2 separate regions of the Homo sapiens genome follow, and region 2 is linked to region 1. The links are chromatin contacts, found by Hi-C or POLR2A ChIA-PET in ENCODE. All regions are on one chromosome and are shown on one strand. The core of a region is the stretch at or near the end of the contact, and the rest is flanking DNA. Distances in the headings are between cores, read along the strand shown. Region 1 holds the start of ZNF697 (zinc finger protein 697). Region 2 holds the start of SEC22B (SEC22 homolog B, vesicle trafficking protein).

Region 1 (5,174 bases), core at 1,892-4,391:
ACTTGGAAAAGACTTAATCTTCAACAGTGGAGGAAGCCTCCATTCTCTCCTTTCATTCACTTGTCTGTCACCTTCCCCTGAGGGCCTCAAGGGCAGGAGAGAGCATATGACAAGGAGGAAAGAAATGCCATTTCCTTCTGGTCTCAGACTCTGCGTATCTTAGCTGGGAATATGCAGTTTGGTCATTTCAATCTCAACATTTTCAACACTAAGTTGCAGGAATTAGTTAATTCAACAAGTATTTGTTGAATAAGAATCCCTTATCCTCTTTCGTTCCTCTTTGTTACCCTTTGTTTCTCTCCAAGACTTTTCTCATCAGCATTTAAACATCCTCAAGGCTCTCTCATCTTAAAAACCGAACAAATAAAACCCCTACAAACAGAAGAATGTCCTTTGATCCGACTTCCTTCTCAGCTACCACCCTGTTCAGAACCAAATTTCACATACTACATGTCTTCTTTACCGTCTGTATTTCCTCCCTCCCAAGCCTTCCTCTGGCCACTCCTGTCCACTCCTGCCACTCACTGGAACAGAAGGCTTATGGAAAGAGCCCCACTTTTACAGAACACGAACCCCAGTATAAGGCAGCATTATAGCCCTTAAACACTGTGAAGTAATTTTGTGACATCTGTCTTTTCAACTGGAGTGTGGGCTTCTTGGGGGTAAGACATAGCTGGTAGTTACTCAGTAAAATATCTTACTGTTGAATGTTACATGTCTACTCCAGACATGGAGACTAGCATGAATAAATGTTAAACAAAACTTTGTTGAAGTAACAAAATAACTGAGATTGGAAACAAAAGGATGGGACAGGTTTGGAATGGCGTGAAATAATGAGTGAAAGTTCAATTATTCTGAGCTCAAGTTAGAAGTGTAGGAGAAGGAGGAGAGTGTGTTGTATTAAAAGCAAGGCAAAAAATAGTTTCAATGGGCAATGTTATATGTTAAATGCTACAAGCAAGTATATCATGTTTTTCAGACTGAACACTATTAGAGGCTACTTGATTTGCAAAACAATAATCAATTCTTTGGGGTGGAGATGGGGAGATTAGTTTCACTGGAATGTTACCAGGTTGAGAATATGAAGGAGCAGTAATTTGTAGGGTCCAGAAAATGCAAGGATCACAGCACAATTAATTTAGGTGGACAGTCAACAGAGTGGGCATACAGCAGGACCTTTAGGGTGGGCATACAACAGGAACTTTTGGGAGGTGAACAGTCCTATCTGCATGCTTCTCATCAATTCTACATTTTAATCCAGGCCATCTTATCCGTGAGGTTAAGGATCTCTAGAGAAAGAGAACTCTAGCATAAACTTTACTTAAATGTAAGCTAAACCCTTCACCCAAATGTTTTAATCATATGGATTTAAAATGTGAAATGACAAGTGGAAGTGACACGTAATTATGACCTTATTTTTTGAAACAGAGTCTCAATCTGTCACCCAGGCTGGAGTGCAATCACGGTTCACTGCAGCCTCAAACTCCCAGTCTCAAACGACCCTTCCACTTAAACGACCGAGTAGCTGGGACTACAGGTACGCGCCACCACACCCGCTATTTATTTTATTTTACTTTTCGTAGAAACAGGGTCTCACTGTGTTGCCCAGGCTGGTCTTGAACTCCTGGGCTCAAGTGACCCTCCCACTTCGGCCTCCCAAAGTGCTGTGATTACAGGCATGAGCCACCAAGCCCAGAGACTTTTCTTTCTTTCTTTCTTTTTTTTTTTTGAGACGGAGTCTCACTTTGTTGCCCAGGCTGGAGTGCACTGACATGATCTCAGCTCACTGCAAGGTCTGCCTCCCAGGTTCATTCCAGTCTCCTGCCTCAGCCTCCCGAGTAGCTGGGACTACAGGTGCCCGCCACCACGCCCGGCTAATTTTTGGTGTTTTTTTTTTTAGTAGAGACGGGGTTTCACCGTATTAGCCAGGATGGTCTCCATCTCCTGACCTCGTAGTACGCCCGCCTCGGCCTCCCAAAGTGCTGGGATTACAGGCGTGAGCCACCGCGCCCGGCCTCCCAGAGACTTTTCTATCTGATTACTTTTCAAACACATTCTAGAGCATCCTAGAACTTGTCCTTTCCTAGTTCAGTTTATTACTTTCTGCTCATGCTCCAGGAGAGAATATAGCTTTTAGTCATTTAGTCTCTATGTGGTCCTTCCTTGATTTTCTAAGGGTCCTGAGTCTGTGGTCCCAGAAATAGACAAAAACATGTGCAGGGCATCATAGACTCTTGCTAGGCTGGAAGTAGAGTTCCTCTCTTGTAGCCAATGTCCTCTTCTCCTCACCCTTCCACTCCCGAAATACACACACTCAATATACAGTGGCCAGCACATCTGTTTTATGGGACCAAGAAGCTGAATCCTAAAGGTTAATGAAGGAAAGATACGCAGAAAGTCCAGCACTTTCCTAATTCAGCAGCACACAGGTTTTCACGTCTAATATTTAATTTACGTAATTTATTTTCAATCTCAATTTAATTGCTTTTCTTGAAAAGATGTTTGGGACAAGGTCAACAATGAGGGAGGAATGTCACCGGGTCGGGATCTGGAAACAATCAGCTCTGTATGGTTTTAAAGATGAAGCGCCAAGATCTTAAGGAACCTGAATTCCTGGTGAGCAATCAAGTTCTTTAATCGGCCCCCAGCAGGATGTCAACGGCGTAAAAGACAAAAAGAAAATCTATTTTAAAAGATAGATTTTGTGTTTTTAGATTAATTTTTAAAAAGCGAACCCACCACAAACTTCCCAGTTTTTAAAGAAAAGGCCTCTCCCACCGCAGAGCCCTCCCGAACCATGGGACAGCTCAGCGGCAGCGTCCCACCGGCTGCCCGCAACCGGTGCCGCGAGCTCGGAGTGCAGCGCTGGGATCTCGCGTGCTCCGGGACAGCGGGCTCCTTGAGCGCCGCGGGGCGGGGCGTGGGGCAAGACCCGCCGGCCGCTCCCTTCCCCACAGCGCTTAGAGAAGCAGCGAGCGCCTTTCCTCCTGTCCCGGAGTCCTAGCCTGGCCCGAGCTACCTCCAGGGCGCCCGCTGCTGCGGTGGCAGGAAGTCCCCGGGAACTACAAATCGAGGCATGCTGGGAACATTCTCCCGCTCCTCCCAGGAAATGTCCTTTGTCCAGCCCTACAGGAAGCCCCAGTGAGGAGTCAGCCGGGCAGCCAGCCAGCGAGCCAGCCAGCCAGCCAGCCAGCCAGCCAGCCAACCAGCCAGCCAGCGGGCCACCCAGCGGCCGCTGCAGCCGCCGCCGCCGCACAAGGGCAGACGCGCTGCGGTGCGGGGCTCGGGCCGGGGCGCTCGGTGCCCTAGCTCCTCGCCGCGCCAGCCGCCTCGCAGGTAGGAGCGTGGCTGTGGCTGGGCTCAACCGCCTCCCGGGGATGGGGCTGATCGGGACCAGACCCGACCGCTGCGGGGATGGGGTGTGTGTTCGAGTGCGGTGGCGGAACGGCTGGGCGAAGTTGTGCCTCGTAAAGTGGACCGTTGTCCGCTCCCCTGGGGCGCAGGGCCCCGGGCTTATGGGGTGCTCTCGCGCCCCCAAAGCCAGGACTGAGCTCCCTCAGGGGTATGTGGCGAGGGGCGGGGAGGAGGAGGCTGAGACTTGAGGGAGGAGACAGCGATGCAAGAGGGAATAGGACCGTCCCGCCGACCACCGAAGGGGGCATCAGAGACCCTCGGAGAAACCAAGCCCAGGGAGGAGCTTGGAAGGCAAGGAGAAGGTGAAGGGCTTTGTGTGCAGCTGTGGACCTTGACGGACTGCGCTCCCCTTGCCTTGTCTGTTCGTGCCTCCAGCCCCACTGGGGCTAAGGGAGGGTGGGGGGCTCCGAGAAGGGCAGGAGAGAGGCGGCAGGTCATCTTGGGTCCTAGTGAATGAAATGTGTGCCTCCCTTTTCCTCTCTTCTCCATTCTAGCCCACTCAAATGAGCGGCTTTGGGGCTGCCATCAGACCGGGCAAATGACACAATAAGGACGGGTGGGTGGAGAGATGGGCAGCAGCTCGCAGCCCAAGAGGGGTGGCCGTCTAGCCCCGGGAGGCATTCCAACCACACGTGTCCATGTAGGTAGGTGGTGGGGTGGTGGGCAAAGCTGGAACCTGCACCTCGCGGGGATGCCGAGGCTCAGGATTGTGCATGGAGGCACGGGTGAGGCGCGTGTTGGGAGGAGTGGGTGAGTAAAAGGTTGAGGGGGAGCAGCGACACAGAGGCGCTGAGTGTACCTTATGGCCAATGTACATTATGGCCATGCATCGGGAACTGACTACCACTTCCTCTGGGACTTTCCACGATTTTCCTTTTTCCTAACCGCCTCCCCCAACCGCCCCCGCCCTGCCTCCCCCACAGGAGTGAATCACCCACCCCTTACTACATGAACCCTGGGCTGAATTGAAGTTGGTGATGTATCCCTGTCCTTGTAGTGGGCATGTTTGTCCTTAACCTGTAGGATGACACCAATACTCCGCATCCCCTACTGCGTTACCCTCCTCCCTCAAGACTGAGCGTCTGGTAAATGCGGTTGGATAATGGCTAGCGAGTTAAATGTCTTTGAGTAGCTGTGGTGGATGAGTGGGCAACTTTGAATACAGTCCAAGTGTGACTGTTGTAACTGAACTCAGCATGCCTAAGGGGCCACACTCACTATCTCTCCTTTCTCCCCTCACCTGATTTTTTGTTGATGCCCCCAACTGTTTACCTTCTTCTCTCAACAAGCCAACATGTGGATATTATTTAATGTGGAATACGTTTGAGGAACCAAATGAACCTTTAAGAATGCCACTTATATGGCCAGGCAGGAGTATGCAAGGCTCATGGTCGAAAGAATGATGCTGTAGGACATGGAGAGAGCCCTGAGCCTGATATAAATGGCTTTCGAGGTGAAACAAAACATTTCTTCCTTAGCTTCTTTGGGAGAGATGAGGCATTTGAACTGAGATAAAGAATGGAATCGAGAAAAAAAACCGAGTTGTTTAGGATGAGGCCATGAGGATAATGAAGTGAAGGGAAGAGGCTCTGTGAATTTAGATGATTTCTAGTTAGAACATATTGGCCGTGTGTGTGTGTGTGTGTGTGTGTGTGTGTGTGTGTGTGTGTTGGAAGTGGGGGTTGTTGTTAAGGGAAAGTTGATGTCAAAAGTTCAGCCATGCCCAACAGAGAATAAGATGGCATCCTATTGAACAAGAT
Region 2 (5,464 bases), core at 2,173-4,672, 530 kb before region 1:
AGAAGAAATGTTTTTTCCATGTATATAATCATGTAATTCAAACAGGAGCTGCAGTTTACTTGCAGACCTCCTAAGTGACAGTGTTTGGTCTGGGGGTAGATACGGGCCACAAGTTGCTGGGACTATTCTTTATTCGTCCTCATTACTTAGCTTAGTGTCTGGTATAGAATTAGGCACTCGATAGAATTGTTTAAGAATGAATGGACACAAACCTTTAACTATTGCTTCGTTTGATCTCACTTGTAAAATTTCTGCAACTGTGTGACTGCTGTAATGGAAAGTCTTATCCTGTTTAGGCAGCTTAATATAAGTTGGTTTAGATATGTGCATTTCACGATTTCTTTGATAAGTTTCAAGAATTTGCTGGCAGCTGTAACTATGACGTTCAAGGCTTATGTTTACTTTTTTTTTTTTTCCTAGTACAACATTTACAAACTCCAAGAATTTTATCCATTTCAGAGGTGGTTGTCAGATTTAGGGCAAAGGACATATGTGGGCTTTATAAATTTTAAAGTTCGGTACAAATGTTTGTTGATACTCTTGTTTAATTAAATGTAAAATAGTTGAGAACCTTCCATGTACTTACTGATCACAGTGTTAACCATTATTACACAGTACTGTATTGCTCCAAGAATCAAAGGGCAGCAGCTCAAAGACAACACTTGGATGTGAATGAGATGAAGCTGATCAAGTCAGAAGGAAAAGGAATTCAGATGCCAGAGCTCCCAAGGTCTGAATAGTGGGCAGTTTCAAGACAACTCTAGTTTTCTCCTGATGGCTGAAATTATTAGCAGCCTAAGATCACTATCCTTTTCCTGGAATCAATGTGTTCGAAGGGTGCCAGAGTCATCTAGTGTGTTTACAAAGGATAAAAGTAAGAGGTGTGAGTATGAATGTTGTTGTTCCAAGAAATAATTGCTCCAGGGTGACTCCATGCTTTTATTAGTTTGCGTGTGTGTGTGTGTGTGTGTGTGTGTGTGTGTTTTGGTTTTTAAGTAACAAACTAACTCAAAGTAGCCTAAGCAGGATAAAGAGGGAATTTGTTATAAAGAAGCAATAGTGTTTGATAGAACCCAATGGCAGGAATGTGTATGGGCCTTGGGAGGAGCCTAGAGTCAGGAACTGAAAAAAGATGTGGATTCTTGCTCCGAATTTGCTTCTCGGCACACACCTGCATTCTTCTCTCTCTGCTTCTCTAATCAACATGGCAGTCTGTATCCTTAGTTAAAATATTTGTAGCATTAATTCCCCATTACTCAAATGACCATCATTTGAGGCTGTGGAGAAGGCATGTCCTTGTTGAGTGGAAGGAAGGGAAATTAGAACAACTTATATCTATGGGCTATTTTAAATGTAAGGTACTATGATTCTACCAACTTAGACTCCCATATACACAAGGATTCACTTCCATTCCACTTTCTGTCTCTGTTAATAGCACAATTTTTTTTGTCTTATTTATTGTAGTCCTTCATCTTTCATGTGGAGTCAATCACTAGGTCTTATTGGGTTTTGGTCTCAAAAGTCTATCATTAAATAATATTACTTTTCTTAGCAGCATAATTCACAATTGCAAAGATGTGGAACCAACCTAAGTGCCTGTCAACTAATGAGTGGATAAAGAAAATGTGATACACACACACACACACACACACACACACACCATGGAATACTACCCAGCCATAAAAAGGAGTGAAATAATGTCTTTTGCAGTAACTTGGATGGAGCTGGAGGCCATTATTCTAAGTGAAGTAACTCAGGAGTGGAAAACCAAAAACCGTATGTTCTCACTTAAGTGTGAGCTAAGCTATGAGTACACAAAGGTATACAGAGTGATATAATGGACTTTAGAGACTTAGAAGGCGGAGGGTGGGAAGGGACCTAGGGTTAAAAAACTACTTATTAAGTAAAATGTACGCAACTCAGGTGATGGGTGCACTAAAATCTCAGCTTTCACCACTATATAATTCATCTATGTAACAAAAACCCACTTGTAACCCAAAAGCTATTGAAATAAGAATCTTTTTAATAAAGAAAATGCCACACAAAAATAATATTGGTTTTCTTCTAATCCTGAAGGCCAATATAAAAGGTAACAAAAGCCTGAGCTCTTTAATTAATGGGTACAAGTTAAGACAGAATCACATCAGGATTTGAAGTTGAACCTGAGCTCAAATCCTGTTCCCATCACTGCTAGCTCTCTGAGGCTTTCCTCTCAACTACAAAGTGGAGATATAATACTAAACAAGCTTACTGGGTTGCTTAACTAATATCTAGAACATACTTAACAGTGTTTCTATTAATGCGAGAACTAACTGTAAGCACTTAGTAAAGAGTAGTCATTATTAAGCAATGATAAATAAAAGCATTTGTATAATTCTTTTTTTAGCTTTTGAAAGCCTTGCACCTAGATTTTCTCATCTAATATTCATTAAAACCCTGAAAGGCCGATCATATCCCCACTTTAGAGATGGGGACACCAAAAAACAAAGAGATGGGAACACCTAGATATATCAGAGATCCTAGTTTTTATTTTATTTATTTATTTATTTATTTTTTTTTTTTGAGACAGAGTGTCGCTCTGTTGCCCAAGCTGGAGTACAGTGACGCAACCTCGGTTCACTGCAAGCTCCGCCTCCCGGGTTCACGCCATTCTGCCTCAGCCTCCCGAGTGAGTAGCTGGGACCACAGGCGTCCGCCACCGCGCCCGGCTAATTTTTTTGTGTTTTTTTAGTAGAGACGGGGTTTCACCATGTTAGCCAGGATGGTCTCGATCTCCTGACCTCGTGATCCGCCCGCCTCGGCCTCCCATAGTGCTTGGATTACAGGCGTGAGCCACCGCGCCCGGCCTGATCCTAGCTTTTTGTAGGTGACTGACCTAGGTGGTACAAGATGTCCTGTACTTGTTCATTTATTCACACATACAACACATATTTATTGACTTCTTACCATAAACTGTTTAAGGAGCCTGGTGGGGATACCGCATAAACAAACAAGCAAAAATAGACAAAAATCTTTGTCTAGAAATATATAAATATAGAACATTTTATAGAATATATGACATAGAAAACAGAAAAAAATAAATATGAAAATAGCCTAATTTTCAGGGTTTTCCTTTTTTTACATACCCTTCATGGTTAACGGTTAGTGGTTAATGGGGATTACCCATTAACTCCCACCCTCCTTCCCAGCTCTCTCCCAAGACTTAGTTTCAGGAACTAGAAAATTCTGATTCAGCTTGGGTGCAATGGCCGCTCAAAGGGCGAGGCTTATTCGAAGCCTCAAATTCAGAAAACCCAGCCAGACCTTGGAAGTTAAGAAGGTGGAAGGCAGATCGCGGAACCAGTGTTCTGATAGTTGTGGTTCTCTGAGGGAAGCCAATTCTGGGGACCGGTAGTGGAAAGCTCTTGCGCTGTTTCCGGCCACCTCAGCGGGAAGCGGAGACGCAAGCAGCTGGATCTCCGGTAACTGAGACATAGGGTATAACTGTTGTCGCGGCGGAGGAAGTGAGGACGGCGCCAAGGGCCTTCCGGGCCAGTGTTGGATCCCTGTAGTTTGTGAAGATGGTGTTGCTAACAATGATCGCCCGAGTGGCGGACGGGCTCCCGCTGGCCGCCTCGATGCAGGAGGACGAACAGGTGAGCTGCTTACTCACGACCCGCGACCCCAAGTCTCTGTCAGCGCGCTTTGCCCTCAGCATCGGATTCCTTCCTAGGACCGGGAGACCTTTGTGACTTCCCGGGCACTCCCGACCTCTCTGAAGTGCGCTTTTATCTTTTGGTGTAGGAGAGACTACCGGCGAAGAGGAAATCTTTCCTGAAGGAGGAGTTAAGTTTTTTGTGTTAGCTGTTTCTCTTTAGAAAAACGCTCTGGAGAAGTGGTAGCTTTGGTTGATTGTGATCACCCAGTGTTCTTTGACTCTTTAGGGACTTTGTTAAAATTCAGGATTTCTAATTTTCTGCTGCTAATAGGACTGCTGATGGATAAATCCTGGGAAAAAATCAGCCAAGTTCTTCAAGTCTATAACGTGGCACCTGATCCTTGACCTAGCTTGCTGACATCTTTTGAAAGTGGGTGAGGTAATATTGCCACATAAAAGCACCTGTTAAATTTCAGTACATCACATTCTTTCAGGATTATCCCCAGTTCCCACCTTCTCCAATACGCCGTACCACATTCCTGCAATACATTGTAACTTATTTTTTTCTTTGTCTTTCAATAACTTGAGTTTCCTAGCGGGCAAACGACGGGTCTTAATCATCTCTTTGTTATCCATACCTTTTACAATAGCTGCTTTATGCTAGTAGGTGCTCAAAAGTATACTGAATTGATTAAAAACAGCACTAACTCCAGATGTCTTAAAAGAAAGATGTTTTGTGTTTTAGAAACACAGTGGAAATTTCTGAAGTAAGACAAGTTTCTGGAGCAAGCTTGGGAGGTTCTGAAGACAAAGCTGAGAATGGAATTTATATAATTTGTTTAAAGTGATCAATTTTATTTTACTTTTCCATACAGTCTAAGTAAAACCTTGAGCCTTAAAAAAAGATGAGATATTGAAAAAATAGTTTGCACATTTCTTCTGTTGGACTTTTCATTCATATATTAATGCAAAAAATTTTTACTGAGCACATCAAATGTGCCAGGCATAGTGTTAATGCAGGGAGTTAGAGTACACAGTCTCTACCTTTGTGGAGCTTACAGTCTAGTGGAAAAATCAGATAACCAACAAACTATTAAAATGTAGTTTAACTGCTAAGGAGAAGGAAGAGGGTTTTGTGCTTGAACATGGAAAATATATCTAAGTTGGTTTTAGGAAATCAGGAAAGTCTTCCCAGAAGGTATGACACTAAGGTAACAGTAGGATCCAGTAGTAAGGAACTATTATTCTATTTGGTTATATGCCTTTTTAGGTTTGATTTGGAAATATAGTTACTTTCACTTTTAGGAGAGTGGTGATACAGATAATAAAGTTGCAGGTCATGCTAAGTGAAATATATTCTATTCATTACATAAAAACAAAGTCTAATCTTTGAAATAAACCGTGAACAATTTAACATACCCCGATTTGCTAATGTGAAATGTTTTTCAGGAATACTCTAGGACCATCCTGCAGAAGGAGTGTAATTGTTCAAATGAACCTAGGAATATGATTTGAACAAAGTAGATAGTGCAGGGGAATATCCTTGAAGGATGTGTAGTTTGACTAAAAAATAGTTTTCCTACAGTGGGTGGCTGTGTGTTGGGGGTAGGGGGGATGGAATCTGGTCAATTTTTAAATTATTGCATTGAATTCCAGTGTTAGCAAAGAATACAAAGTGAACTTGAAAGTCTACTTAATATTAGTGGCCCCTACTCTCTGCCATGATACTTTATTGAAAAATTAATTGATTTATTGTTTTTTAATTATAAATTTGGTATTGGTTTCATATTGGTTTATCAAGATGGGATGCTTTGTTTAATTGACAAG

What was found. A loop is a pair of places that touch in the nucleus more often than their neighbours do. ChIA-PET counts read pairs that join two places held with the same protein, here RNA polymerase II (POLR2A). Pooled maps may share reads with other maps.
Region 2: a map with no recorded cell type shows a loop between it and region 1 (5-fold over the local background). The contact joins the promoter of SEC22B here to the promoter of ZNF697 in region 1. A Hi-C loop is called at or near these places in 1 of 37 single-sample maps with no recorded cell type and 3 of 50 pooled maps. POLR2A ChIA-PET finds 5 or more read pairs at or near these places in 3 of 52 experiments (MCF 10A and WTC11).

Annotation. Positions count from the first base shown.
Region 1 is chr1:119,646,233-119,651,406 of GRCh38, reverse strand. ZNF697 (zinc finger protein 697) reads left to right here and starts at 3,141. Exons shown (of 3, transcript NM_001080470.2): 1 at 3,141-3,716. LOC124904389 (a long non-coding RNA gene) reads right to left here and starts at 3,091. Exons shown (of 2, transcript XR_007066506.1): 1 at 3,020-3,091; 2 at 2,431-2,683. RefSeq lists enhancers at 3,064-3,133, 2,305-3,145 and silencers at 3,204-3,263, 3,561-3,724.
Region 2 is chr1:120,174,478-120,179,941 of GRCh38, reverse strand. SEC22B (SEC22 homolog B, vesicle trafficking protein) reads left to right here and starts at 3,422. Exons shown (of 5, transcript NM_004892.6): 1 at 3,422-3,635. The coding sequence starts at 3,561. RefSeq lists enhancers at 3,261-3,390, 3,169-3,734, 3,431-3,800, 3,735-4,300.